Linked DNA regions of Homo sapiens: region 1 is linked to region 2. A link is a loop called in an ENCODE intact Hi-C map of the cell type or tissue named here. Cell type or tissue: Caco-2. All regions are shown on one strand. Each heading gives the region's core, and the rest is flanking DNA. Links, peaks and the distances in the headings are about the cores only.

The links. A loop is a pair of places that touch in the nucleus more often than their neighbours do. Peaks named below come from ENCODE experiments on the same cell type or tissue, not always from the same donor. Only the 100,000 strongest peaks of a DNase experiment are listed, where the experiment ranks them.
Region 1: it touches region 2 in a loop (1.9-fold over the local background); 1 of 110 quality-filtered maps calls a loop at or near these places.

Annotation. Positions count from the first base shown.
Region 1 is chr4:53,032,202-53,048,314 of GRCh38, forward strand. The region is part of intron 5 of SCFD2 (sec1 family domain containing 2); the gene reads right to left. LOC124900701 (a long non-coding RNA gene) reads left to right here and starts at 6,414. Exons shown (of 3, transcript XR_007058116.1): 1 at 6,414-7,911; 2 at 15,673-15,834. In Caco-2, for the core only: no CTCF peak of the experiment used is centred there; no DNase peak of the experiment used is centred there.
Region 2 is chr4:53,112,836-53,128,948 of GRCh38, forward strand. The region is part of intron 5 of SCFD2 (sec1 family domain containing 2); the gene reads right to left. Among named protein-coding and RNA genes, the nearest start is that of SCFD2-AS1, 190 kb to the left of the region's middle. In Caco-2, for the core only: no CTCF peak of the experiment used is centred there; a DNase peak (open chromatin) is centred at 6,976.

The sequences.
Region 1 (16,113 bases), core at 9,132-11,631, 77 kb before region 2:
GAAGGAGAAATAAAATCCTTTACAGATAAGCAAAAGCTGAGAGATTTTGTCACCACCAGGCATGCCTTACAAGAGCTCCTGAAGGAAGCACTAAACATGGAAGGGAACAATCGGTACCAGCCACTGCAAAAACATACCAAATTGTAAAGACCATTGACACTATGAAGAAAATGCATCAAGTAATGGACAAAATAACCAGCTAGCATCATACTGACAGGATCAAATTCACACATAACAATATTAACCTTAAAGGTAAATAGGCTAAATGCCCCCAATTAAAAGACATCGACTAGCAAATTGGATAAAGAGTCAAGACCCATCAGTGTGCTGTATTCAGGAGACCCATCTCACCTGCAAAGACACACATAAGCTCAAAATAAAGGGATGGAGGAATATTTACCAAGCAAATGTAAAGCAAAACAAAAACAAAAACAAACAAAAAACAAAAAACAGGGGTTGCAATCCTAATCTCTGATAAAACAGACTGACTTTAAACCAACAAAGATCAAAAGAGACAAAGAAGGGTATTACATAACGGTAAAGGGATCAATGCAGCAAGAAGAGTGAACTATCCTTAATATATATGCACCCAATACACAAGCACCCAGATTCATAAAGCAAGTTATTAGGCCTACAAAGAGACTTAGACTCCCACACAATAATAGTAGGAGACTTTAACAAACCCTTGTCAATATTAGACAGATCAATGAGACAGAAAATTAACAAGGATATTCAGGACTTGGACTCAGTTCTGGACCAAGCAGACCTAATAGACATCTACAGAACTCTCCACCCCAAATCAACAGAATATATACTCTTCTCAGCACCTCATTGCACATATTCTAAAATTGACCACATAATTGAAAGTGAAACACTCCTCAGGAAATGCAAAAGAATGGAAATCAGAACAAACAGTCTCTCAGACCACAGTGCAATCAAATTAGAAATCAGAATTAAGAAACTCACTCAAAACTGCCTAACTACATGGAAACTTAGCAACCTGCTTCTGAATGACTACTGGGTAAATAACGAAATGAAGGCAGAAATAAAGATGTTCTTTGAAACCACTGAGAAAGAAGACACAACATACCAGAATCTCTAGGACACATTTAAAGCAATGTGTAGAGGGAAATGTATAGCACCAAATGCCCACAAGAGAAAGGAGGAAAAATCTAAAATTGACATCCTAACATCAAAATTAAAAGAACTAGAGAAGCAAGAGCAAACAAATTCAAAAGCTAGCAGAAGACAAGAAATAACTCAGATCAGAGCAGAACTGAAGGAGATAGAGACACGAAAAATCCTTCAAAAAATCAATGAATCCAGGAGCTAGCTTTTTCAAAAGAACAACAAAATAGATAGACCACTAGCCAGAATAATAAAGAAGAAAAGAGAGAAGAATCAAATAGATGCAATAAAAAAAGATATAGGGGATATCACCACTGATCCCACAGAAATACAAACTACCATCAGAAAATACTATAAACACTTCTATGCAAATAAACTAGAAAATCTAGAAAAAATGGATAAATTCCTGGACACAACACCCTCCCAAGTCTAAACCAGGAAGAAATCGAATCCCTGAATAAAGCATAACAAGTTCTGAAATTGAGGCAATAACAGCCACCCAACCAAAAAAAGTCCAGGACCAGACAGATTCATAGCCGAATCCTACCAGAGGTACAAAGAGGAGCTGGTACCATTCTTTCTGAAACTATTCCAAGCAACAGAAATAGAGGGAATCCTCCCTAACTCATTTTATGAGGCCAGAATCATCCTGATACCAAAACCTGGCAGAGACACAACAAAAAAAGAAAATTTCAGGCCAATATCCCTGATGAACATCGATGCGAAAATCCTCAATAAAATACTGGCAAACTAAACCCAGCAGCACATCAAAAAGCTTATCCACCATGATCAAGTTGGCATCATCCCTGGGATGCAAGACTGATTCAACATATGCAAATCAATAAACGTAATCCATCACATAAACAGAACCATAACCAATCACACAATCACTATATGATTATCTCAATAGATATGCAGAAAAGGCCTTCAACAAAATTCAACACCCCTTCATGCCAAAAACTCTCAATAAACTAGGTATTGATGGGATGTATCTCAAAATACTAAGAGCTATTTATGACAAACCCACAACCAATATCATACTGAATGGGCAAAAACTGGAAGCATTCCCTTTGAAAACCAGCACAAAACAAGGATGCCCACTCTAACCACTCCTATTCAACACAGTGTTGGAAATTCTGGCCAGGGCAATCAGGCAAGAGAATGAAATAAAGAGTATTCAAATAGGAAGAGAGGAAGTCAAATTGTCTCTGTTTGCAGATGACATGATTGTATATTTAGAAAACCCCATCATCTCAGTCCAAGATCTCCTTAAGTTGATAAGCAACTTCAGCAATGTTTCAGGATACAAAATCAATGTGCAAAGATCACAAGCATTCCTATACACCAATAACAGACAAACAGAGAGCCAAATTATGAGTGAACTCCCATTCCCAATTGCTACAAAGGGAATAAAATACCTAGGAATCCAACTTACAAGGGATGTGAAGGACCTCTTCAAGGAGAACTACAAACCACTGCTCAACGAAATAAAAGAGGACACAAACAAATGTAAGAACATTCCATGCTCATGGATAGGAAGAATCAGTATTGTGAAAATGGCCATACTGCCCAAAGTAATTTATACATTCAATGCTATCCCCATCAAGCCTCCACTGACTTTCTTCACAGAATTGGAAAAAACTATTTTAAACTTCATATGGAACCAAAAAAGAGGCCACATAGCCAAGACAATTCTGGGCAAGAAGAACAAACCTGGAGGCATCACGCTACCTGACTTCAAACTAGACTGCAAGGCCACAGTAACCAAAACAGCATGGTACTGGTACCAAAACAGAGATATAGACCAATGGAACAGAACAGAGCCTCAGAAATAACACCACACATCTACAACCATCTGATCTTTGACAAACCTGACACAAAAAAGCAATGGCAAAAAGATTCCCTATTTAATAAATGGTGTTGGGAAAAACTGGCCAGCCATATGCAGAAAACTAAAACTGGATCCCTTCCTTAAACCTTAAGCAAAAATTAACTCAAGATGGATCAAAGACCTAAACATAAGACCTAGGACCATAAAAATCCTAGGAGAAAACCTGGGCAATACCACTCAGGACATAGGCATGGGCAAAGACTTCATGTCTAAAACACCAAAAGCAATGGCAACAAAAGCCAAAATTGACAAATGGGATCTCATTAAACTAAAGAGCTTCTGCACAGCAAAAGAAACTATCATCAGAGTGAACAGGTAACCTACACAATGGGAGAAAATTTCTGCAATCTATCCATCTGACAAAGGGCTAATATCCAGAATCTACAAAGAACTTCAACAAATTTACAACAAAAAAACAAACAACCCCATCAAAAAGTGGGCGAAGGATATGAACAGACACTTCTCAAAAGAAGACATTTATGCAGCCAACAGACATATGAAAAAATGCTTATCATCACTGGTCATTAGAGAAATGCAAATCAAAACCACAATGAGATACCATCTCACGCCAGCTAGAATGGCGATCATTAAAAAGTCAGGAAACAACAGATACTGGGGAGGGTGTGGAGAAATAGGAATGCTTTTACACTGTTGCTGGGAGTGTAAATTAGTTCCACCATTGTGGAAGACAGTGTGGCGATTCCTCAAGGATCTAGACCTAGAAATACCATTGACCCAGCAATCCCATTACTAGGTATATACCCAAAGGATTATAAATCATTCTACTACAAAGGCACATGCACCCATATCGTTTTTGTTTTTATTTTATTTTATTTTATTTATTTTATTATTATTATACTTTAAGTTCTAGGGTACATGTGCACAATGTGCAGGTTTGTTACATAGGTATACACGTGCCATGTTGGTTTGCTGCACCCATCAACTCGTCATTTACATTAGGTATTTCTCCTAATGCTATCCCTCCCCCAGCCCCCAATCCCCTGACCAGCCCTGGTGTGTGATGGTCCCCGCCCTGTGTCCATGTGTTCTCATTACTCATTCCCACTTACGTGTGACAACATGTAGTGTTTGGTAGTCTGTCCTTGTGATAGTTTGCTTAGAATGATGGTTTCCAGCTTCATCCATGTCCCTGCAAAGGACATGAATGTACATGTATATTTATTGTGGCACTGTTCACAATAGCAAAGATTTGGAACCAACGCAAATGTCCATCAATAGTAGACCGGATAAAGAAAATGTGGCACAAATACACCCTGGAATACTATGCATCCATAAAAAAGGATAAGTTCATGTCCTTTGCAGGGACATGGATGAAGCTGGAAACCATCATTCTCAGCAAACTATCACAAGAACAGAAAGCCAAATACCACATGTTCTCACGCAAAAGTGGGAGTTGAACAATGAGAAAATATGGACATAGGGAGGGGAACATCACACGCCGGGGCCTGTCAGGGGGTGTGGGGCTAGGGAAAGGATAACATTAGGAGAAATACCTAATGTAGGTGACAGGTTGATGGGTGCAGCAAACCACCATGGCACATGTATACCTATGTAACAAAACTGCACATTCTGCACATGTATCCCAAAACTTAAATTATAATAATAATTAAAAAATCTACATCTACATGATTCCATTTTTGTGATATTCTGGAAAAGGTGAGATTATAAGAAAAGAAAACAGCTCAGTGATTGCCAAGGGCTGGTTTGGGGGGAAAGGGTTGATTACAAAGGAGCAGTAAGGGGAAACTTTTGGGGTGATGGGCAGTTCTGTATCCGAATTGTGGCGGTTACATGACTGCATTCATTTGTCAAAACTCATAGCAGTTCACTTTAAAAAGTGAATATCCCTGTATTTAAGTTTAAAAAGTAAATAAAGATTAACACCTTATGTAAATGTCTATCAACTGAGGACTGTTCAAATAAATTATAGGCCACTTCCCAAAGGAATATAGTATTCCTATCAAAAATGAATAAATAGATTTATATGTAATAGCAGGAAAAGCAAGTTGTAGAAGTTTAGGCATATGGTGATTCCATTTTAAGGACTATATGAACAAGCATGTTAGGAATTATATAGGAAAAATTATGGAGAAATATTCTCCAAATAGTAAGAGAAGTTGCATAAGAGACTTTCATTTTCTGTGATTTGCATATTAAAATAATGTATGGAGTTTTTAAACAGATTTTTTTCATAATACAAAATTTTAAAGCTATAAAATCTTATGTCTCAAGCTGAAGACATGCATGTATTTTCCCAATAAAGCACAGAATTTAAGTGATTTCATGACAGGTTCTTAAAAATGAGTTTCAGCAATAATTTGAAATGGAAACTTGATTCTGAGTACATTATAGAAGCATTTGTGTTGCCAATCAGTAACTGTCTGACAAGTTAGAATATGTTATGTAACCAATGAAAATGGCCAACCAATATGACACAAATCCTGTAAGCACAGGTGCATGTAAAAGTGATGCTTTTACAGCCCCCCAACCTTAACTCTTTTTGGACACTATGTTGTCTCAGATCTGAAGTTGTCTTTTCATAGAAAAATGTCTAATCTCTTTAAAACCACATATATCTGTTATATTTATGAGACCTGAGAACTCATCCTGGCAAAGCAAGGCCAAGGAAAAAAATCTATTGATAAACATGACAACAATCCAAAAATGAACATAATGTCACAGTTCAACCAAACCCTGGGGAATATAGATCTTGGATATCTGCTTGGAACATGACACTTCATTGCAAGCCAGAATATGAAAATTTTTATTAAGTCTGCATTCAGTGAAAAGAAAATTAGTGGTGCTCTGGATCCTTCTAAGAGGGTTGGCCAATGTTAGGCTGTAAGTGTAATACTTTTTGAATAATAATTGGTAACACAAAGTGACTCTTGGAATACCACATGCTCCCAGAATTTTCCTTAATAAGAACAGCATGTTAGAAAGATAATTCTGAAAAGAAAAACGAATACAAGTCTAGAAGAAGTCATGTTTTCTGATTTACTGAGCTCTTTACTGGCATTTACTGGAATCCAATAGAACTCCAGCCTCCTGGAGTTGGCAAATCCTTTCATGAGTCTGAGGAGGGTTCCATGAAGCAGGAAATCTGCCAAAATGAAATCACCTTTCTTTGGCCCACCCTCAATTGTAAAGACAACTGGATTGTCTTGGATACAACTCTTCAGATTGATAATTGGGCTCCTTTATATTTCCTTACAGATGTTCAAATGTTCACAGAAGAGTTTGTTTTAAACAGTTTTCATTGTAAAACAGTTTGCTTTTAATTAAAACAGACTTGCATGGAGAGTTTCATGAACAAATCATGCCTGACATCTGAAGCCTCTGAGCCTTGTCCATTATGAATTTTACTCTAAGTATAAAACGATAGGGAGAAAGAACATGGAAAATAAAATGCCAGGTTGTTAACAGAAAAAAGAAGACATTTAAAGTTTTTTGTTTTTTTTTTTTTTAGACAGGGTGTTGCTCTGCATTCATAGTGGAATACAGTGGTGTGATCACATCTCACTGCAGCCTCAATCTCCTGGGCTCAAGCAATCCTCCCACCTTCGCCTCCTGAGTAGCTGGGACTATAGTCATGTACCACAATGCCCAGCTAATTATTTTTTTTCTTTCAGAGATGGTGGATCTCACTTTGCTGCCCAGGCTAGTCTTGAACTTTTGGCTCAAGTGATCCTCCTGCCTCAGTCTCTCGAAGTGTTAGAATTATAGGCGTGAGTCACCATGCCTAGCCTAAAGTATTTTAATACCGACAAAAATATTTCCTTAAACAGGATTTGAATTCTGAGCTTTCCATCTACCAGCACTATATATTCCCTTTCCAGGTAGCAGTTTGGCTACTCTAGTCTAGTGCCTTCAGAATTCTGAAAAGCTCTTCTGGGCTTTCACTTTCCATTTCATCAAAGAGAAAAAGAGATTCAGTCTTCCTTTATGGGAACCCCATTTGGGATCAGAGTTTGGCTCTCAGGCCACGGTCTAAAACATATACATACCATATGTGTTCAATAAATGTTCATTTTTTTCTTTCTCATCCTTTGTTCTCTACTCTCTTATTTCCAATCCAGTTTGCATGTCCAATTATCAGGTCTATCAGAATAAGCCTTAAAATACCAATTTCATTAGGTGACTTTCTTGCTCAAAATCTTCCAGTGACTCCCAGCTGCCCATAGAATGTAGCCTGAACTTCTCTTCCTGGTATTCAAGGCCCTCTGTAATCTGACTACAATATACTTTAAAATTCTCTAACACACTTTAAAGACAAATTTCTATTGGGCCAATCTTCTCACCAATTCCTGCCTTTAAGTGCCAGGCCCTAACCAAATTTCTCACTGGGCCTGAGTTTAGGCATATCTTTTGCAAGAGGATTGGCTGCTCCACTCCTGCCCCGATAGATCACAGTAGCCTTAGTATAGCTACCAGGTAAGGGTGCCTCCTGTATATCATGCACTTTTCATACATTATCTTTTTTCATCATCATAATAACTTGTAAAGACCACATTCTGATTCCATTTTACAAATAAGGAAGTTGGAGCTCAGTGACATTGTGACGTAAGACCATGTTGTTGTTATGAAGTGGTGAAAACAGGATTCTCTCCTAAGACGGTTGCTAGAGCCATTGCTCTGCCCCTGCCTCTATGCTGACTTCATTCATCTCTTCTGCTCTGAACCTTGTCCAGTTTTATCTTTGGAATCACTTATTTGACACTTACACTCCTTCTGTCTTGAACTGGTAATTACATGATCCATTTGTGCTTATCTTCCCAACACGGCTGTTAGAGGGCAGTGGCTTCATGCTATTAACAAATCACCTCCATCAGCATTGAGCATAGTACTATGGCATAGCACAAATGCAGTGGGTGAGTATGTTCTGAAATCCTACTTATAAACTTCTTTTTGAGTTGAATTCTCCCTCAGACCTCCTGTTTTTGTTTAGAGTGCTGTTGCTCTTTGCTGAGTTAATGTTATCAAATGAAGCAATATATCTTTATCTGAGACCATGTAACTACCGCAGCATGTAACTCAATATGAGAGAGGGAGGTGAGCTTGACTCAAATGTCAATTTTCTAAAATTAACAAAGTATTTATGAATGAATGAACTTACATGAGTCATCTGAAGAAGGATCTTTATTTATAAATAATCCACATTGGAATTTGATTTTTTTTCTCCAACCATACCTCAATTTCATAAGATGGGGTTCATTTGAATCAAAATTTAATGTCCTACAATGCAATAAAAATGAAACAATGTGAGATTCCATATGCTTCTCATGGAAGCTTGCTAGTCTGTAAAATGGAAAGTACCTAGCCATGTTTAATGTAGATACTTTGCTTTGCTCTATTTGTCTAAAAATTTCCGAGGAATGCCCTGAATTATGCAACTATAAATATCTCTGTTCTTTGGGTTTCCTATCTTTTCTGCAAACTCCAACCACATTAAGTTCTTCCAATGCATGCTTCTTACTCATTGCCTTTTAGTAGTGGGTTCATTATAGAACTTCCAGCATTGTCGATAAGAACTGTACTTTTTTGATGGTTCATGCCTTACTGAAAAATTTGTGAAAGACCTTTATCAAGAGTGAAAATGATAACTAATTTTGAAAACAAAGGTTAAAAGATTTTAAACCTGTTGATAGAAAATCTTTCATGAATGAGATAAAACCTCTGTTGAACTTAAATAATTGCCTAGGTTTGAGAAGTTTATTCATTTCCCTTATTTGGTGAAAGAAAAAGAAAAAGAAAACCACAGGAACTATTCAGTCTATAAATCTGATACTAGACATATGCTATGCATATTTTCATAAAGACTTTTATTATGTGATCCTTAAGCAGCATATCCGTGCCATATGGGCAGACTGGAATATAAAACATATCTCTCAGAAAAGCTATTATTGGGTCAATAATATGCTAATTAAAAGGGTTTATGCAACCATCTGTGGGATCCCCAATGGCAGACGTTTGTTTCTAGAACTGATAGTGCTGCAGTATCTTATGGTGCCTCCTACAGTGTTATGGATGCTTGATACAGTTTCACTGATGGTGATGGAACAGAGGTGTTGGTAAACCTGGTGAATTCATAAGGTATGTTTTACACTTAACAGAGATTTACAATCACTGCACATAACTTGGTAGATTTAAAGGGTTTCTGTGGAGCTAAGTTCCTCTAACTACCATTCTATTCAAAATAAATCAACATTACATTTACCTGTTTACCATACTTGCACACAGTAAAACAGCATTTAAATCAGGAGATGAGATGTCCAATGAGAGTAACTAAGTGATTAACTGTGCACTCCAGTTACCAGCTTTTGGGAAGGGTAAAAATTTAGTTTTGTAAAAGTACTGGGTAAGGATGAGAGAAAGGATGAGAGAAAGAATGATCCACATTGTTTCTTCAAAATGCCTTTGAAAATGGAAGTGTTCACCTTGTACATGTGGTTTAAGGATGGTTTGATGTAGCCCTTAGGAAATTCACACATTACTGCTTCAAAAACCATGCTTCACTATTTCAGTGGTAATATAATTACTTGTTGTTGGTGTTAAAATACTTGAGTTTTATTCTTTTCAGGCATTCCATAGCATAGCTCTGTTTCCCAGAGTGTATCCACTTCTTCCATCATTTGCTACCCTCAAGAGTTTCCTTATTTTTATATTCATCCTCTTTTCAGTAGTGACAGCATGGAGCATAAATGTTCCACTTTGTTAAGACAAGCTGAGGGACAAATAAGCTATGTCAAAAGAATAAAACATATCTCAAATATACCTAAGAGCCAGGACCTGGTCTCATGGGTCTAACAAAGGGACACATACACTTCTCTCAGCAGAGCTGTAAAATGCTTCTGCTGACTTCTGGGCCCTTTAGTAATCAACAACTCTAATGTGGTTTACAAAGCTGGTCTCATTGGAGACTGCAACAGGGTTTTCTCTCATTCTCTATACACCACGGTGGTGGATTTGCTATCTATTCCTCAATCCAAATCCGGAAATGCGTAAAATCATTTCACTGTTTTCAACCATCTGCTATTATAGACATTTATTTCTATGTAAGTAGTATAAAGCTTCTTCTAAAAAATGTGTGTGTGTGTATATATATATATATATCATCAAAAGATCCAAGAACACTGGGCCTTCATTCCCACAGGGACGCAATCAGCTAAGGCTGAGCAAAGGTGTCCCTTCCCTGTGGTATAATTTAGCATGGTTCAACACACCATGTTCTTTGCCTTTCTCAGTCCAGTAGAGAAAAAGGAAATATGTACTGGACTTCCTGGAAATTGGAACTTTAAGGCTGGATCTAAATATTACAATACACAAATAAATAAAATATACATTTTCTTGTGACACATCTGGAAAATGTACATGGAGGATCTGGTATAAGATAAAATATTCTCGAAAACAAAATCTCTACATATTAGTTTCCTCCTTTTCTTCCCCAACCTATTTTTTTTGTTTTTTTCAGCGAATTCAGCCATTTTATCCTAATGTCCTCCACTTACACACATTAGATTTCCAAGTGAAGTAACAAAACGGAGCCTCAGAATCCCCTGGAGCTGACCACCTTTCTTGGAGCAGCCTCCTGTAGTTTCTCCTTGGGACTATGGATTGTCATCTAAATGCTATCCCTGGTTTGTCTTGGGGCAAGGTTGGGCTGAATCTTCACAGCCGGAGGTATTAGGACTTACTCTACTTATTCTGTTTTTTGGAAAAGGGAAACCAGAAAGCACGTGAAACTTTATAAGTTAGAAAAACAACAGGGCCACAGACACTACTTCTAAAAATAAATACCACCTCGCCATTTCTGACCACGGCAGTGGGTTCAGCTACCAATAAAATCCGATTATATTATGTATTAATTGAGTGGCTTTCTATTAAGAGAGGCAGGGGTGAGAGGGAAGGAGGTTAGGAAAACATCTCAATAAAGCTCAGCTTCACAATGCTGAAGGCAATAGCAAATCAGATGGAACCAGGAAAGGCACTGTGGGGAATCTGATGAAGCCCACGTCAGTGACAAGTGAAAGAAAAGGGATGGCATTGAGCCAAAAGGAGGAAGAAAACAGATGGCAGCAAAATTAAAGCATCTGATTAGGCTGGAGATCTTAGCTGTCAACTAACAAATGTAAATAAATTAGGGAGACTTGACATATAAAAAATAGTGCTGAGAAAAGAAATCAGCCATGCTTAATTTTAAATAATTGGTGACCATGTTGCTGTGAAATCCATGCATTTGTCAACAAAGATTAGTTAAATTGAAGAAATATAAAGTGAAAAAATAATAATTATCTGGAACAAAATTTCTAGATAATTGTAACAAAACACGAGGGTCAGAGCAGTGGAAGGTGTTGAAGTGTGCTAAAAATCCTATCTTGTTGAATAAAAAAAGCAACTTGCAAAACAGTATTACTTTTAATATCGTTCCACTTTTTATGTACTACAAGAAAAGACTTTGTGAGGATACACACCAGATTTTTCAAGTGGTAACTGGAAATGGAGAATATTTGGGTACTTCGGTATTATTTAAATATTTAAAAAATGAACTTTTAAAAAATATTCTTTTAAAATAAACACTTACAAACCTTTAAAAAATAATATATTTCCCAAAGTATATTTTCAAAATATGAAATCTCTCTTATTTTTTGACATTGATACACTGATTATTTGCTTCCTGTGTTTCAATAGTAAAACATGTCACAGTTAATGTTAGACGCTGTGGTAGCCCCGGAGTTCACTGTTCAAACTCTTTCAAGAAAGAACTTGCCTTTGAGCTGCAAGGAGTGCAATTAGTAGACAGCTGCCAGCTGTCACCCCATTGGCATCCTCCTTAGCTTTTGAGATGGGGCCACAGTCCTCCTGGTCAGTACCAGCCAATAACAGAAGATGGTGAGGGCACTAGGACCTGGCCATTTCCTCCTAATGAAGTCTTCTCTAATAGTCAATCTTTAATCCCCAATTCCCCCTGGGGTTGGTACACTTGTCAGACCTGCATCAGAGTCTGAGGCTCTACCTCCCCAACCCTGCTTCCCCCACTGTCCTTTCACAGTTGTCAGATTTACATCACAGCCCAAGGCTTTCCCTGCTCAAACTGCAATCCTGCTCCCTCCCCCTTTTATTTTTCAAAGCCTTTATCTCGTCCTCCCACCTACCATAAAGCTCTTGCACTTCGAACTCTGTCTCAGCACCTGGTTTCTGGAGAACCAAATCAACAGACACTTTTTGGGGTTCCACATACTTTACAGGAACTTCCTTCCTTCCTTCCTTCCTTCCTTCCTCCCTCCCTCTCTCCCTTTCTCCTTCTATATACTTTACAGGATTCCTTTCCCTTTCCCCTTCCCATTCCCCTTCTCTTTCTCCTTCCTTCCTCCCTCCCTTCTTCCCTCCCTCCCTCCTTTTTTCCTTTTTCCTCCTCCTCCTCCTTCAAAGGGGAATTCCTCTCTCCACCCCAACCCTGTAATTCCTTGCCAAGCCTTTAAAAAAAATCATATAGCTCTGTCCTAAGATTATTGGCAGTGTAGGAAGCAGACACATAATCTGTCTCCATCTTTACATAGTGAGTCAATTAGGAGGCAAGAGTATTTCTGTTTTTTTTTTTTCCTTTTTGTCTGCACATAAACTGTATCCACTTAACTCCCCACCCCAATTCCCACCTCCACCCCCAACCCCCCCCCCCCGCCCACAAAAAACTTGCTTTGAGTCTGGGGTGAGCCGTGGTAACTTATAGTCACTTAGTAGCTACTAAAAATATTCTTAAAATAAGCAATGCTACTGCAATAGAAAATTCAACTAACAAATCTGCCATCTGCATTCAATGGACAATAGTAGGAGAATAGCAATATTGCCCTGATGACAAAGTGTGATCCCCAATACATCACAGCAAAGAGGTGAGTTTCACAAATATTCAGGTTACCTGGAAGAGAATTCACGTACATTTATAGGATTTTACTGTTTCCTTTGTACGAGGTTTTACTAATATTGTTGCTTTTGATTGCATACACTCTACTGGAATTCATTTATTATTTGTTTTATAGTGTGGATTTTTAGTTATTAGTATTCAACAAAATATAGTACTGGTATTTGCTTTTCTAACCCCATAAGTATGGTATGGGCACTTAATTTGTAAATGCAATTTGTGTTTTATTGCCTGCTGGGTTCTAGTATTCTACGGCCAATGTATTTCTTTTTGGATATGTAATTTAGCTTTAAAAGCTTAATTTTTAAAGGTTTGAATACTACTATATATCCAGAACTTATTATTTCGTATACTATACAAATAAATTTATAAATAAAAATAGCTTTTCTTATCCTCTGTATAATAAAACATACTTAAATTTTTAATTTCTCTCAAAATTTCCTTATAAAATTAGATTGCATCTTACATATCTGAGTATATCTTATATTCTGCCAAATAAGGGATTTTGTGTGTGTGCTTAGCAATAACTCTTGGCATAGATAGATAGATAGAGTGGGTGTTCAAAAATGCTTATTTGATGACTGAATGAATTAATCTACCAATTATTTACATATTTTGGAAAATAGAAAATAGTCTGTGGCTATCTCAACTTAAGATCCTGTCAACTAAGAAAAATTTTAACATGCCATAAAATGTTCTTCATACGCTAATTATCTCATAGTTATAATCTAACTTCTTAAAATATAAATGTTTACTATTTGTGAAATGAAAAAAAAAATCTATAGCTTTGTAGAGCTGGAAAGAGATCAGTTTGCTAACCATCCCATCTTAAAGATGGGGAAACTAAAGATCAGAGGTCACTTAACTATCCAGAGGCTACACACAGCTATGAAGGTGCAGAAGTGGGCCCAGAATGCAGCTCTCTAATATTTTCAGCTTAGTTTTCATTTCTCTTCTACCATGAGGTTGAAATATCCATACTAAAAAATCTTTTCAAAACAAATATTCAGTACCTATGAGGATGGAGTCAGCAGTGGCATAAATTAAAATGAATATTTTAAATTTTATTTTTATTTTTTTAGAGATGTGGTCTCATTCTGTCACTCAGGCTACAGTGCAGTGGTGTGAACACGGCTCACTGCAGCCTTGATCTTCAAGCAATCCTCCCCTTTCAGCCCCCCAGGTAGCTGGGACTACAGGTGCGTGCCACCACACTCAGCTAATTTCTGTACTTTTTTGTAGAGACAGGTTCTCATTATGTTGCCCAGGCTAGTCTCAAACTCCTGAGCACAAGCAATCTATCTGCCTTGGCCTCCCAAAGTGTTGGAATTACAGGTGTGAGCCACTGCGCCTGACCTATACCATTTTTTAAAGAGCACAGATTTTTTTTTTTTGTGATATCCAGAAAATCATAAAGTAAGATATGCTCTGGAAAATGTTGCAAAAGTAAGTAGAAAGTTCTGGTTCAATGGTACCTGACACTCCCACTTCAACAAAGCTACGTGTTTTTGTTGTTGTTTTTTTCTTTGAGACAGAGCCTTGCTCTGTCGCCCAGGCTGGAGTGCAATGGCATGATCTCGGCTCACTGCAACTTCCACCTCCCAGGTTCAAGCAATTCTCCTGCCTCAGCCTCCCAAGTAGCTGGGATTACAGGCACGCGCCACCACATCCAGCTAATTTTCTTTTGTATTTTTAGTAGAGACGGGGTTTTGCCATATTGGCCAGCGTGGTCTCAAACTCCTGACCTCAGGTGATCCACCTGCATTGGTCTCCCAAAGTGCTGGGATTACAGGAGGGAGCCACTGTGCCCGACCAAAGCTATGTGTTTTTGTGATGTGTGTAGTAATTATTTTCCCAAGTTTTGACTTCTTTTCATATTTCAGTAATAAATATTTACTGAATGCCTACTATATTCCAAAAATTGTTCTATAACTTAAAGATCATAGATTTAAAAAACACAAAGTTCCTGCTCCCCTGCCATTCTCAAAAGTGTGAAATCCCAATTCTCACTGAGCACAGTGGCTGATAACCTATAATCCCAGCACTTTGAGAGGCTGAGGCAGGAGGACTGCTTGAAGCCAGGAGTTCAAAACCAGCTTGGGCAACATAGTGAGACCCAGACTCTACAAAAAATTAAAAAATTAGGCAGGCTTAGTGGCATGTGCCGTAGTCCCCAGCTACTTGAGAGGCTGAGGTGGGAGGATCACTTGAGTGCATGAGGTCGAGGTGGCAGTGAGCCATGATCACACCACTGCACTCCAGCCTGGACAACAGAGTGAGACCCTGTCTCTAAAACAAAAAACAAACAAACAAAAAGCCCCACAATTATCTTCCAAGTATTTTCTTTGCAGGTTGTGTCTTCTTGACTCCTTAACTATCTGTTCCTCATGATATCTTCCTCTCACCTGTACCACGCACACTAATGCACACACATGTACACACATACACTTCTATCAGGTGACTGACATGCATGTTACACCGTCTTACGATTTTAAAATTCAGAATGACTTTACTCTTTTCCAATTTTTGGCTCTGTGGTTCCATTTAGGTTGTTTCTATCCAAAGAAAGCCAGGAATGGCATATTTATTTCTTCCCCCAAACTCCAAGGTGTGCTTTGCTAGTTTGTTTTCCTTAGAGAAATGAGGTTTAAACTGTCTCAGAAATGGGCATCTCCAGTAGGTAACCTTCTGGACTTGAACTGATAATATTTTGCAGGGGTGTCTAATTCTTCTGAAAATGTGACAGCTCTTCGACCTGACAGCCCTTCTGCCCTGACTGGTCACATGTGAGGGAATGTGTGTACTGTCTGGTGACTGCTAAATGTGGCCCAGGCATTCACTTACCCAGTGCACAAGACCCAGCAGCATCACCAGCAAGGTAGCTTGAAAAATCTTTTAATTAAATATTCTAGGCTACGCGCAGTTGCTCAGACCTGTAATCCCAGCACTTTAGGAGGCCGAAGTGGGTGGGTCACCTGAGGTCAGGAGTTCAAGACCAGCCTAGTCAACATGGCGAAATCCTGTCTCTACTAAAAATACGAAAATTAGCTCAGTGTGGTGGTGTGTGCCTGTAGTCCCAGCTACTTGGGAGGCTGAGGCATGAGAACCACTTGAACCTGGAGGCAGAGAATGTAGTGAACCGAGATCGTGCCACTGC
Region 2 (16,113 bases), core at 5,430-7,929:
CTTCTCCAGCCTACATTAGGACAATGGCTTCCTCATTGGCTTTTCCTTACGCATTCCCTACCCCTATTCCCACCATCATCTATTCTCCACACTAGCCATAGGATCCCAGATAAAATATAAATATTATCATGATTCCCTCTTAAGGTCTCTTACTGGCTTCTCATAGCTCTTAGGATGAATACTAAATCCTTAAATTGGCATACAAGGCCTTGAGTTACTCTGTTTACTCTACCACGTTAGTCACATTTTGTGCTTCCATCTACTCCCCAACCCAATCCCTTTGCCTTTTGCTTCAGAATTCAACTCAAACATTGCCTCCTAAGGAACCCTTTCCTAACTTCAAGACCAGACTGGCAGATCTTAGTGCCACTCCTCAAATATTTCTGGTTTTCTTCTTTCAGACACGGTAGGACTGCACTTTTCCTAGCCCCTGTAAGTTAGGAAGGACCATAACCCTTACTTTGGCCAATGAAATATGAGCAGAAGCTACTGTGTTACTTCTTTTCCTGTCCTGAAAATGGCCATGTGCTTGTTAGTGGCAGCTCTGTTTGCCTGTGTCCTGGAGTAAGGGGGACAAAAATACTGATGGAGAACAGAACTCTCAGCCTACTTCTCACAGACATGTAGCATAAGCAAGAAATAAGTTTTCATTGTTTTAAGCCACTGAAATGTTAAGGCTGTTATTTCAAAATAATCTGTCTTATCCTGACTGGTAGACTAATTTAGAAACCCCACTAGAATGTTCTCCTAACAGTCTCCTCTGTGACAGTTTTCACAACTGCAATCACATAGGTATATGTGAGTCATTTGTTTCATGACCTCCTCCTACTAGAATGTAGCCTCCACCAGGGCTTGTTCACTTCTGGAACCCTAGCACCCAGCACACTACCTGACATAATTCTCAGTAAAAATTGGACAAATGAACACATTTATTATTGGATAATGTTTATAAAGTGGCTGGAATAAAACAAAGGTACAGAAAGTGGTCAATAACAATGAGGCATTATTTCTTCTCACTATTGTGAGAAGGCATTATTTCTTCTCACTGTTGTAAGAAATTATTTCTTCTCACTGTTGTGAGAAGGCATTATTTCTTCTCACTGTTTTAGTATAATTATTACATAATCATAGTTAATTAAAGGCAGCTTAGTGTAATGGTTAGGAGCCAGACTCTGAAACCAGATTCCCTGAGGATTTGAATCCTGGCTCCACCACTTACTAGCTGTGTGACCTTGGTCAAATTACTTAAACTTTCGTTCCTTTAATTTCTTCATTTGTAAAGTATGAGACAATAATTGTACATATCTCATCGGACTGTCATGAGGATTAAATGAGTTAACTTGCACCTAAAACTATGGTTGGCACATACTAAGCACTATGTTAGATTTTGTTAAATACACACAAATATGCACACATACTACACATAGTATTAACATAAAAGGGGCTTTAGCAGCTTCTGTTGAACTATATATCTCCAAAACAGATGCACATGGAGGTTCCTGGTAAGTTGAAGTTACCATACTCCATCTTTTCGCCCCCACTGAATGCAAGTAGAAAACCTGGGCAGAGCACATGACCCCAGAATGCAAAAAACCATACTTTGAAGTCTCAGTAAACTGGTGGTAAGTATATCATTCTTCTTGTTTTCCTCCCAGCCTGTACTCAATCCAGCCCAAAAGCCAGAAATTTGATTTGAATAATTGTGGATTTCTCATCAGAACCTCTTGGAGTCCAGAAGGAAGTAGAACATTTTTTAAAGGCTGAAAGAAAAATACATTCAATGAAAACATTTTTCAGAATTGAAGGTGATGTAGCTATTTTCAGTTGAAAGAAAATTAAGAGAATTGCTTCAGGAAGTTCTTCAGATTGAAGGGAAATCATATCAGAAGGAAAAGTGGAACATCAGAAATAAAGGAAGAAAAACAGAAATAGTTTTGAAAATTGAAATTGAAAATGATCACATTATCTAATGGAGTTTTTAATGTATATAAATGTAGTATATGAGAGAACTACAATATAAAGAGATTTAGAGATATATGAGTAATGTTTCCATGTTCCACTTGAAGTAGTAAAATATTGATTGTAAATAGACCATGTTAAGTATGTGTATTCTAATCCCTAGAGCAACCTCTAACAACACTATACAAACAGAAATAGGCAAACACGATGTTTTTAAAATGGAGTATTAAAAAAATGTTTAAATAACCCCAAAGAACACAGGAAAGGGAAAACAGAAGAATGAAAATTAGAAGGGATAATCAGAAAACAAATTATAAAATGGTAGACCTAAATCCAAACATTTCAATAGTTACAATAAATGTAAGTGGTCTACACACACAAAAGACAGAGATTATAGACTGAATTTTTTTAAATGAAAGCAAATCATATACATAGACAAATTGGAGCACAAGAAGGAGAAAACAGTACAGTTAGGAGATTTAGAAACACTAATTCAAGAAAAAACTGAAAGAACATGATAAGATTAACCCAAAGAAGAAAAGACTGAGTCAGGGTATCTTTAAATTTTTAAAAATATACAGTGAGAACCTGTTCTTTACTTAGTGCCAGGTCCATCCTAGAAGCTTCCACACACATGGAAGTGGTACAAAATTTGCTTTCATCTTGAGTCCTAAAAGGCAGAATTAATGAATGTCAGTGAGAGGTAGACAGATCAATTGCTGTAAGAATCCAAAGACAGAGAGGGCAGACCTGTCATCTCATTGGAGGTATCTTCCCTAAAGCTGAATAAAGGCTGAAATTTGGGTGATACTGTGGAAGAAACTTGAGAAAAGGAAAGGTAGTCACATTTGTATTTTAATCTTTTACTTTTATTACTGACAAGTGGATATGGGCTGACATGGTATTTCTACTTTAGGCTTCAAATTTATAACTTTTTCCTGACATATCTATTTATAGTATGGCAATAAAGAAGACCATAAAACTCTCTTCAATAGATTTAGAAAGACACTGACCTTCTAAAAGGTCTAACAATGCGATGCCTGCTCCAGAATAAAAATAAAATGCTGCAGAAATGTTTCCTTTCTTATCATATAGAAGACCTATGCTGTTTTAATTTGCCTAGCACTCATCCTCCATTTTTCTGATATCACTATTTATTTTGGGTACCTACATCTCTTTTACTCTGCCCATGAGCATTGGATGGGCTGATTTCCCCTCTGACTCAAGGATAAAGATGTGACCTTGACCTGGCCAATCAGAACACAGGATTCGTTCAGAAATTGGGAACATCACTAACCATAGCTATTCAGAGTTAATACTAGGACACTTTTTTGAGCAACCAGAATAGAAATTCCTTTTGTTTTCATTTGTATATGAACATAGAGGATGTATGTTAGTCAGGATAGAAAGGATTATGTTATAATAAAATGTTAAAACCTCAGTCAGTTAGTAAAACAAAAATTCTCTCTCACATTAAATGTTCATAGTGACAAGCAGGGAAGCTCTGCTCGTTGATATCACTCATGCATCTAAGCTGATGAAGGCCCACCCCATCTTGATACATGCTTCAATGTTTGCCATGGTAGGAAGAGGGGGACATAATAAATAATGTACTGGCTGTTAAAAGCTTTCTGCCCAGAAGTGCCACATGCCTCTTATGTCCACACTTTATTGGTAGAAGTAAATCACATTGCCAAACCTAACTTCAGGGGACAGAGAAGCAGAATCCTACCCAAAAGGAAGAAAGCTGGAAATATTTGGTGAACAGCTAACAATTACATAAGACATAACAGGATATACTACACAGAAGAGCACTTGCAGAGGTAAAGGAAGATGGAGTCCTGATAACACTGTTCCAGCTTCTGAATCCAATTATACCTGAAGCTGGATGGCCTTGGAGAGTTGGGTTTTGTGAACCAATAAATATGATTAATTCAGTTGGATTTTCTTTCATATCTGACAATGAAAAGAACCCTGAGTCACATACTTCTCAACAAATAACAGAGCTAGCACAGTAATTTGGGGTTTTGAGGGAGATGGTAGAAGGCAGATGGATGTTAACATATCCTTTGGATGCCAACAGGTCTTAAAGCAACCACAGAGCCTCTAAGTACCATCACCTTGTCACAGATATCCTGGAATTCCATATGCAATGAAAGTTGAAGAAGCTGATGAAGAAAGAAAACCAAAGATGCAAGATTTCTAACTAGACCTAGACAAAACTTCTGCATCTTATCTAACAGATCCTGAGAAATAGACTCAGAAGAGGAGTGCTTCTCATTTTCTACAGGAGGAGAGTAGCACTCTGTGTACTGGAACTGAAACCATGGAAACTTGAGGGAATTCCAGACCACGCTGACTCCTATCAAGCTGCTGTGCCCCACCCCAGGAGAGCTGAACACAGGAGTAGCACAAGAGGGGCCACATTTTAACCTACCACTTCCTGTGATCTGTCTTACCTGGCCCAGAGCAGCTTGGAGTAAGACAATTTTCACCCTTGCAAGACTTAGCCAAGAATATCTATTAGATAGAGAAGAGGTGCATTCTTGTTCCCATATACAGCAGCTTGGGGTTGGCAAACCTGGGCTCAAATCCTAACTCTGCTACCTCTCTACTGAGTGTTCTTGAGAAAGTTTCTTAACCTCTGAGCCTTAGGTTCCTTATCTGTACAGGTGATCAACACTATCTACCTCAAAGGTAAGAGGTGATTTAAAAAAACAAAAAACAAAAAACACATACAGTGTTCCATACAAAGCCAAGCACCTAATATGTCTTCCTCTCGCCACCTCCTTCCCATCCCACCATCCACTGCCTTTCTTCTTTATCTGGAGGTGTAGAAGGGAAGGCTGCTGGTTTGTGGGCAGACCAGGAGTTTTGTGCACACTAGAGAAGGAACTCATCATGCTGTAAAGTACAGTAAAGTTCAAGAGCAAGTCCCAACCTTGGTTTATATTTTAGAAAAACCTTCTTTTAAACATGTCTTGATATACCAAAACACCACATGCAATTTTATATAAATAGAGTCACAGCAAAGGGCTTCTTTAAAAAGCAAGAAAACGGTAATCAGCTAGATTCATTTTTCCATCCAATCAGATGGATTGGGATTGTTAATAAATAAAACATAAAGACAAGGCGGTCTTTTCATGGAAAAATCTTATTTTTTTAAAGAAAATTTCCAGAAATAGCACTGGACTTCCATTTCAGTTAAGCTGCACTCAATTCACCCAAAACAACCCCACATTGATTGAGCATCAGTATTGTATGCCAGGTACTATGTGACATGGACACAAACACAATGTGAGATGTGTTTGTGAGATGGACAAACAAAAATGTGAGACACAAAAATGTGAGATGGACACAAACACAAGTAAGAAGTAATGTTGCCATTAAACCACAGGCTCTTTGAGGGCAGGGGATTTTTTCTTATTTGCCATTGTTTTCCCAGAACCCATTCCTGCCTGGCACATAGTAGGTGCTCAGTAAATAAGGGACAACTGATGAAATGACCAGCTCAAGCAGTTCGTGGTCTCCTGGTAGTTAAAATTAAGTGACATAAGTCATATTGGTGACTGCATTTCTCCGTCTTTGAGTAGTTATTGATTAAATAAAGAGGTTGTGGTGGTCAATAAAATTTGAAATGAGATTCAATCACAAAGAGAGATAAATCAAATATTTGTATCAGAAAAAAAGTATTTTGAAAATCCTTTGAAAACATGACATCTCATAATTGCAATAAGTAGAATTTTCTTCCAGGTTCAGTTTACAGCAAGGTACAATAACAGTAAAGCAGTAATAAAGGTAACATATTAGTGGCTGAGTGCTTACTAAGGGTGGGCTGAGCAGTGATCCCACCCACCACCCAGAGGGCGGGACACAAATGACTTCTGATTTACAAAGGACAAAACTGAGAAGTAAGAACTTGCCAAGGTCACAGACATAATTAGCAGGGATACATTCGATTCTGACTCTAGAAGACTTCCCTCCCTGCTTCTGCCTTTTAACTGCCACACTATATCTATTCCCTCTTATAATCTACAAGGCATCTACGTAAAAAAAAAATAAAATAAAAGGCTTTTGTTTCAGTGGTATCCATATCACATGGGGGAACAAAAGCCACTTTGGGAAACAACTCTGATAGAATTCACTGTTACTTAGTAGAGACTTGAAATGCATTTTTAAGTAACTGGAAAGAAGAGGCCCAACATAAACATTTGTAATCTTGCTACTAAAATCAAGTTTCTGTCTGGGCACGGTGGCTCATGCCTGTAATCCCAGCACATTGGGAAGCCGAGGTGGGTAAATCACTTCAAGTCAGGAGTTCGAGACCAGCCCGGCCAACATAGTGAAACACTGTCTCTACTAAAAATACAAAAATTAGCTAGGCATGATGGTGCATGCCTGTAATCCCAGCTACTCAGGAGGCTGAGGCAGGAGAATCACTTGAACCCGGGAGGCAGAGGTTGCAGTGAGCGGAGATTGCACCATTGCACTCCAGCTTGGGCAACAGAGCGAGACTCCATCTCAAAAAAAAAAAAAAATAGCCAGGTGTGGTGGTGGGTGCCTATGGTCCCAGCTACTTGGGAGGCTGAGGCACAAGAATCGTTTGAACCCAGGAGGCAGTGGCTGCAGTGAGCTGAGATTGCACCACTGCACTCCAGCCTGGGCGACAGAACGAGACTGTTTCAAAAAATAAATAAATAAAAATAAAATAAAGTTTCTGCCCAAAGTAAGTAAGGGAGTGGATCAGAGGAAGAGATGGTAATAAAGCCAGCTTAAAACTCCTGTGGTTTGATGGTTAAGAAAAAAATAAAGTCTCCATAAGGTTAGCATATACTGTTAGCCCTGTGAGGACTGCCAGTGTTTGGTATAGGCATGTGTTACCCCTGAAGTATGCTTTCATTTCAGAACTTTCCAAACCCCTGAAGAGTGCTGTAATCCCCTGTAGAAAACAGATAAATTGAGGTATTCCAACAACACAGATGAAACCCAGAACCCTGGGGCCAATCAGCAGTGACATCACACCACATTCCAATGCTGGCCTCTCACTACAAGGAGCTCACACAGAAACCAGAGCTTTGTTTTCCTTCAGTAATCAGGGGTGAGAGAGTGTTGGATTTTTATAGAAAAGTAATTACTGCAGGAAGATAATTACCTTCCCTCAAACAGGCCTCCTCTGCCTGTCATAACCAGGAAAGCAAGGGGCCCCTTCTATGCATACCTGAAGGGTTCTTGTTTCACCAAATCCAACTCAATCACACACTAATGGGTGAAAATGTATCCAATATTTTTACAGTCTAGTGACAAAAGGGCTGTGCAATTCTCAAAGTAATAAACGCATTTGACGAAAACTATACCTTAAATACACACAGTTTTATTTGTCAATTATACTTCAATAAAGCTGGGGGAAAAGAGACAAAAAACTAAATTAAAAAAAGTTCTTAGTGGCACATTTTTATAATTTAAGACAGATATCACTTCTGCTATCATTACTACCACCAGAATGGCAGCTGTCATTTACTGGAGGTTATGTTTAAGGCGTTGTTCTAACTATGCTATGATCTTACTACTGGGATACTCATTTTGCAGATGAGAAACTTAAGCCACAGCAATGAGATATAACTTGCTCAGGGCCACATGATGAACAAATAGTAGAACAAAGATTCAAACCCTGTCAATCTATGAAGCCCTAGTCCTAAATCACTGTGATAGAAGCATTAATAACTTGTATTTTTCCTTGTAGGACAGGACCTAAATGTTATTAACAGTATAAGCGTTCATGGTTAACATCAAATGTCTCTGGGGCACAGAGACACAGAGGTCCCTGTTTCACAGTCCACACTGGGAGAAATAGACAGTATCAGGTTAGAGAGACTGTCAGGCGTCATACCCAACTGAACCCAAGAGGACATTTTGCTTGGATGAGAAAAAGAAAATTTATTGAAATTTTATAAGGTCACCAAAGTTTAATGTCCCCCAGAAGGGTGTTGGTATAACATGGCCAAGGTATCCCATCACAAAATAAAAATAAAATCCTGTATTTTATGGAAATGAAAAAAAATTGCTAGCTGTCATCCAAACTCTTTGTGTACTTAAAGAGTGTCATTAATATTCCCAAACTGCCCTGTAAGGTCTCTTCTTCCAGCCAAACAAATGACCCTGAGTCCCCACACACTCAGGAGTTCTATTCGTAGATTCACTCAATAGACGCTTGCCAAGCGGCTACTACGTGCCATATCCGGTACTTGATACATTTCTGGGCCTCTAAGGACATTTATAACTGTGTGGATCTTGAGTTCCTGTTTACAAAAAATTGACACAATGATAAGTGAACTATTTCCAATTTGATCAGAACTGTCGCTCATTATAATCTTTTATTCCACCAACAGGGTGGTGGAGGGAAAACATGACAGTGAAGGGAAAGCAGAGGCCATAAACTCCACTGCACCTAAGGGCCCACACGTAATACAAGAGAATGAAAGGGATTGATTCTGGGGTGGGCTGGGAGCACAGGCCCCTTCTAAGGGGCAACCATGATTCAACTCCCACCAGTTCCTACCATTCCTTGCATTTTTCAAAAAGAAACACACAAACAAAATCCAGCTATTCATGTGAAGTCTCTATTGTTCAAGTTTGGGCTCCAAATGAAAGTTATCACAAACACTGAGTAGGCCAAACAAAACAGGGCTCCAGAACAGCTAGGGCTTGCTGGTTATGAGCCTGCCATCCAGTTTCTTTTCTGAGGCGTAGAAGGATAGAGGCTGATTGAATTGGGAACATGCTGTTATGGACAGTTCTTTCAGGTCCCTTCCACGTCCACAAAAGAAGTAACTTTGTGAATTACTGGCAGAGCCAACTGAATGCGGTGCTTACGTAACAGACCTGGTCGCAATCAGAATAGTGTCCTGCAAAGGCAAGGCACAGGCAGAAGTGGCAATCCATGTGATCTTGACTCCCTTTGTGGAAGAAAGTGGGATTCCAGGCAGCCCTGCCTGCATATTGTTTCATATTACATAAACATAACTAATTGGTTATGACTGGTACAATGATTATAGCTGCATTACCCGTGTGATTTTTTTAAAGCAGACATTAATCAAGAATGCTAATATAAGCAGCTACCAAGGTCACTCTTATTTTTCTTGTTTTTTTTCCCCCAAAGTGAGTTCTTGCTTTTAATTTCAGCTGCCATCATCACATCACATTATCCATTTGAACCCAATTCTGACCTGATGGAATCACCTAAGGAATAAACTTCCCCAGACTCACTCACTTTGATGCCAAGCAAAAAACATTCTGAACCCTAGTCTGGGCGCGGTGGCTCATGCCTGTAATCCCAGCACTTCGGGAGGCTGAGGCAGGTGGATCACCTGAGGTCAGCAGTTTGAGACCAGCCTGGCCAACAAGGAGAAACCCCATCTCCACTAAAAATACAAAAATTAGCTGGGCATGGTGGTGGGCACATATAATCCCAGTTACTCAGGAGGCTGAGAAAGGAGAATTGCTTGAACTCAGGAGGTGAAGGTTGCAGTGAGCTGAGATTGTGCCACTGCACTTCAGCCTGGGTGACAGAGCGAGACTCCGTCTAAAAAAAAAAAAAATCCTGAACTCTGACCTCTGAACCCTGACATGCTGACAAGCCGCAGCTCACTCAACATGAAAGGGAAGGAAGAGCCTCAGCATAAACCCTATCCTGCCAAGAACTTCAGCCACTAAATGGCACAGCTGTGTCACAATAAACAAAGAGAAATAAGCAGAATAAATAGGTGGGGAGGGAATGTCGGAGCCTCTCGGTCCAGAATTAGTAGGCAATACACGCAGACATAAAGAACTCGGACTTCGACTCCAGATGGGCCTACATTTGAATTGTAATTTTTTCACCTAATAGTTTTGTGATGTCACATAAGTCAGTTCACCTCTCTAAGCCCAGTCTTCCTCATTTGTAAACTGGGTAGTAACACCTACTTCACAGGATTGCTATGAGGTATAATGAGGGAAAGTACGCAAGGCATTTTATAGGCACTCAGTAAATGGCAGCTGTACTTATTCTAAATGTTTTCATGTTTAATATTATTATGGTCAACTTATTTTTATATTATTTTTCATGTTTTCTATTTTTAATTTTATATTATTTTATATTTTTAACATAATAAACTTATGGCTTATTCATACAAAAAAATTAGGGCTTATTTCTGAACTGTGAGATTATTTGGAATATACGTACAATTCCTGTCCAATACTCCCTTACTGCTCCTATTAAATGGCTATTGAAGGACTACTTTGCTGACCCACTCTCTCCAGACAAAATTTTCATTACAGATTCACATTTTCAATGAATAGCATGCTGGATATTTACAGTTTTCATTTTCATTTCTTCTATTGCAAGGTATGTTTCTGTCCCCCCATTTCCACCCTATCCTAGCCTGATAGCTAGACACGAATTATTTTCTGCAGAAACAGAAAGCAAGATTTGCAAACACTTGAACATTAAGTTTAAACAACATTAGTCTAAGCAAAGGGCAAAAAGATTAGGCTGTGTACATATAGAGCTTTCTCACTCCCAGGCTAGGTTTTTAAATGTTTCCGGTTTGGCTAAGGAAATGGGAAGAGAGAGGGAATGCATGAATAGGTGACTGTGAGACCATGGAAACCAACAGTGGGGACTGTCCAGTGCCAGAGACAGCTGAGGGAGCAGCCAAACCAGTGCCCTAAGGGTTACCTTGCTGCTAACATGAGATGGGGGTGGGGGGGGGGCACTGACAAACATTCCTAGCAAGGTGCCAGTTGTGTGCCTATAAGAGGTGATGCTCGTTGATGCCCAAAATGCTACTAAAACCCAAAACCTCAACTGATCCCCTCCAAGTACACAACTCTCACCCCACTCATTGACCTAGGACCTTAATTGCTCCAGAAGAAAGGGCAAGGCCCTGGGTAGCTCAAGTGAGATGATGTCTCAAAGGAAAGTCATTCCTCATGCTTGATCAAGGGAGCTCCAGACAGAACACACTGCTCCAGTTCCACACAGATCTTCAGACAGGCCTCCTCAGCTTTCTGATTCAGTAGGTCTAGGGTAGGACCTGTAAGCTGTATTTTTAACAACCGTCTCAGGTGATTCTGGCTTGCAGAATGGTGCTTGGAAACCACTCCATCTAGAGGAGAATTAAAATGGATTTTCATAGGTACCTCTGTGGTAACAACAGTCCCATACTAGGAAGCAAGAGTCCAAAGGCTTTGTGTACTCTAGTGATGAGTCCATAGAAATAGAATATTTGGGGGTCAGGGCTTTGTCCTATTAGAGGGTCCAATATATTGCTTTCCTGCTTTAGACTATGAGACCAGTGAGCTAGGACATCCCACAGGGTGGTTTGGTGCTATATCTGGTCATTTTTGGTGTAAAATAAATATTAATTCCTATCAGTGCTGTTTGGCATGCTAGGAACACAGGACCAAGTATTTGACAAACAGACACCAAATCTTCCACTTATATAGGCAAATTAATAGTGTCTGATAACCAAACTTCACATGGTTGGGCCAGAGAAAGCTGAGGATCAAACTATAAAATTTTCTTCTGAGAAAAGAAGCATAGAAAGTAAGTTCATCTTAACTATGCATAGGTTAAGTGTCCTTCTCTTGTGAAGTTATTATTAAAGAAAATCAGTTCCAAATATGTAGGTGTGAAAGAAAAATAGGAGACTCAATTCTAGATGAACAAAGTGGTTTGGGGGAAGAATAACTAGACTCGCTGTCAAGAAGATGATATATTATTACAATATTTGGCTTATCGGGATTAGAGAAGAAAGTCCATGATAGTGTAAGCAAAGTTTTATAAAGAAAGAATATTTTTCTAGAAAATATTGGTCATTATCAAATACTTCCCTCATTAGCTAACATCCTAGAACCAGGTCTAGACCCCAAAGGATCAGCTATAAATCTAGCCTCCATTGAGTTTAAACCAAATCAGAAGAGAAAAGTGAAGAGCATCATAAAAATGTCAAAACTCTTTGTTCATTCCTTCCTTCAGCACCACCATTTTCAGATGGGAGCTAGAAATGCAAAGGTGGAGAACACAGTCACTGCTCTCAAGGAACTTAATTAATAGAAGAGAGAACAAACAACAATAATAACTATATTCTGCAATCCCTGAGATAGGTACTATTATATCCCCATTTTAGACATGGAGTAACGGAGGTAAAGAGAGATTAAGTGATTTGCCCAAGATCACCCCGGGAGAAGGAACACATGTGGATAAATTTCAACCCTGTGTGGCAATACAAATATAAGTCCCTAGGATCCTCGCAAATCAATACTGAGGCACAGGGGTCATTCTGAGCTAGGATGATTAGGGAAGGAATAAGAAAGGCAGTGACATATGAGTTCCATCTTAAAGAATGAGTGGGAGTTTTATAGGTAAGAATGGGGAACAGGGAATGTATTTTAGGCATAGGAAATGGTATTAAAATATAGTACAGTTGGGGAAAATAACTTATGATAGAGATGGTCTAAAATTATTTAAATCCTGAGGAGAGAATACAGAAGGGATCTTCTTCTTCCAGCATATTATAACACGTCAGATGAGATCATTTCGGTTATAATATTATAAGAGTAACATTTTATTTATCTTGATCTAAAGCCTTTTTCATTCTTATTCTCTTTTACTAGCATTTTGAAATTTTCCCGTTTATCACAGTCAACAAAAATTTATCAGATATTCTCCTGCATGTAGGCAAAAAAGCAGCAAGTGCTCAGACAAGCCAGTCAGCTTCCTGCTGTTGAGTAGCTAACCTCAGAAGATGGGACACACGCTCATGTTTCTGTCAATGGGCACACATGCCTGACGGCAGGGCCCAGGTTATATACATGCAGGGAAACAGATACCTGGGGCTAGGAGCAAACACACTCCTGCCACTTCATATTAAACATTATATATTCTTAGTTTCTCCGTTATGATGAAAGACTACCCAATAGGATGCTGTAACTTAGAACTGCCAATTTCATGTCTGACTGGCAGGGTTTAGGGCCTGATCACTAAAGGGAGGGGGTAGATATGGGGTAAATAGAAGTTGTTTTAGAAAATGTTTCAGGAGTGATGGTTCCATCCAGGTTGGGAAGAGTATGGGAGAGCATCCAGAAAGGACTACAGAAGCTGGCTGAGGACAGATTTGTCAAGGAACATTTGCAAAGAGGCTGCAGCTGGATACTACCAACAGGCACTTCTCCCATGAAGGACAAAGGGAAGCGGACCATGCTGAGGGAGTTCAAGGGAAAACCAGAGAGTTGAAGTTGAGCTAAAACTAATATGAAGTTTCGCTAAAACTAAGGGATATCTGTGGCATTAATGAGAGACACTTTCCCCTTAAAAGTAAGCTCCATGGCAACACACACCTTGCCTACTCTACTATTGACCCTTTGCCAGTACTACCTTAGATGCACAGTTGTTCTTCCATAATAATCGGTTGAAAGGAGAGGAGAGAAAGAAGATGAAAGAACAGACACTTTTGCCACTTTAAAATGGCAGATTGCGTTAAGTTACATCACATTGTTTTTTGTTTGTTTTGAGACAGAGTCTTGCTCTCTGGAAGTGCAGTGGCGTGATCTCGGCTCACTGCAAACTCCGCCTCCTGGATTCAAGTAATTCTCCTGCCTCAGCTTCCTGAGTGGCTGGGATTACAGGCATGTGCCACCATGCCCAGCTAATTTTTGTATTTTTAGTAGAGACAGGGTTTTGCCATGTTGGCCAGGCTGGCCTCCAACTCCTGGCTTTAAGTGATCTGCCCGCCTCAGCCTTCCAAAGTGCTGGGATTACAAGTGTGAGCCACCACGCCCATCCTCACACCGGTTTTTAAATGATGGTGTACACATGGAATTTACCTTCCTTCTTAAAACTGGTACCTTGCAGGTCCCTCACACGTGGGACAAATAATTTGCCCACTTAACTACAGAGTACAAGTTGTGTGGGTGAGCCACACCTGCAGGGAAAGCAGGATTCCCGAGAACCACCGTCTCGGCAGAGAGCTCTCCTCTTTCTCCCTGAGTTCCTCCCAAAAAGTTATTTGGCCTGTTTCATTCCTATCATAATCAGGTTGGAAAAAAAAACCTTCAGAGAACCAGAGGATTAAAAGATGGGTTTAAATAAAAAATTTTGCATTCCATGTGTTGGCTGAATGGAGTGCTCAGTACCTGACCGGAAAACAAGATGTGGGGACAAAAGGAAAGAAGAGAAAAGCAATAAAGAAGAAAAAAACCTGAAGAAGTAGAGAAAGAAACAGCTAATTTAACCCAAAACTTCAGAATTTAAAAATCTGGTCATGTAAAAATATTAAAACACAAAGCAACATTTCCACTAACAGCTGATGTGATTTGTTTTCATTTCATGAAATATTTTCTTCACTATATTTCAAACAATGGGATTTAAAAACTCTCATCCAAAACTCATGGTTTCCTTTGATGTTCCAATTCCTTCTTCAACCAAACTTTCTATTCTCCAAAGCTAAGTTCATCTGGTAAACTTGCAACATATTTGCCCTGTTGCACAGCATCAGAGGAAACTCTGAAATGCAATCAGCTTCTTTCTTATTCCTTTATTCATGCAATAAATATTTATTAAGAGTCTTCTATGTGCGCACCCCCCACCCCAACCCCCAGCACAACTGGTGCTTGAGATACAACGTTGAGCAAAACTCACAGAGTTTATGATCCTGGAGGGAAGGCAGACACTAATCAAAGTAACACACAAATAGGTAATAAACTTTGTTCACTTTACGACACACAATGGGGTTGTGAGGCATTGAGCTGGTCTGGAGGTTCAGAGAAGGCTGATCTCAGGAGTTGTCTGAGCTGAGCTCGGAAACGGTTAGCTGGGCTGGGCTGGGAATCAGTTGCAGAGAACTGCTCTTGCAAGCACTTAGTATCTCAGGCAGTATAATATATTTAAGGAACTGCAAGGCCTGTGTCTGGGACAGAGGGAATGAAAGAAAAAAATGGCCTCCAGACTAAGAAACTGGCCATGGAAAAATGACCTTCTGCTGCTCTGAAAAGTCCAATGTGGAGGAGTGTGTCACTTTGGTCCAGACAGAGAGGACACGGTGGGTGTAGCACACTATTTGGTAACCATTTCTAGCTCCTCTCTACTCTGGAGAGTAATAACCCAGTTTTTTGTTTTTTTTTTTTTTTAGCCCAATCATGTGCATTTTTGCTATTCTGTTATTTTAAGCAAAATACTGATTTTTTTCACTATCAAATTGCAGAACAAGGGCCATGTCCTAAAAAAAAAAAAAAAAAAAAGCCAATAAAAAATCTAATATATGCATGTTCCCAGAATTGTTTTCATTTGTTGAATCTGACATTAAAATAAATTTAGACATAAATTGGCTCAAGAAAAAACGTAAAGATAATACTAAGGAAGTAATTAAGAATTTGATATTTTGATTTTTACGTGCACATACGCCATCAAAAAATTCCAACAAATATATCCTGATGGCTTTTGTTCTGTTCTAAATTCTGTATATAGCTGACCTGATGTGTAACAGCTTCAACACTTCCATTCTAATATCTGGAAGGGCTGCTGCTCTGAAATGCTATAATCACCTCAAAGTCAAAAGCCATTAAATGTTCATCTCTAAAATTAAAGGCATGTACTCATCTCAAATGATGTCATTTGTCTGGGCTTCTGCGTTTCCGAGGAGAACAACTTGAAGTAATCAAGAATATAATGTGCAGCCTCCCAAGGTGACCAGTTATAAGATATAGTATGTGCATGTTTTCTGATTTCTCTCGGAGAGCTGTAAGGTTCGGAGGGGAGGAGGGGTGAAGGGGAATGGTAAGCAAGAGATTAAAGTTTAAAAAAATAATAAAGATACATTTACAGAATAAATTGGTGCCTTGAAATATGTTTCTGGGAACAAAATTTAAAGCATCCTACATTTTTAAAATATATGAAAATATGTGCTTCACTTGTTATCCATGGAAGAGATGACCAAAATACTATGAACTATAACTACAGTGTTATTGTTTATGTGGTGCACTGTTTCTATGATTTCACAGAAGGGCTGTGCATTCCCAGTTAGCATGTATCCAATCACATTTTAACTATGAAGAAAACTTTCTTGGCCAAAGATTGAATTCTTTGCAAGGTGGTGATTTGTATGGAAAAGAACCCCCAAA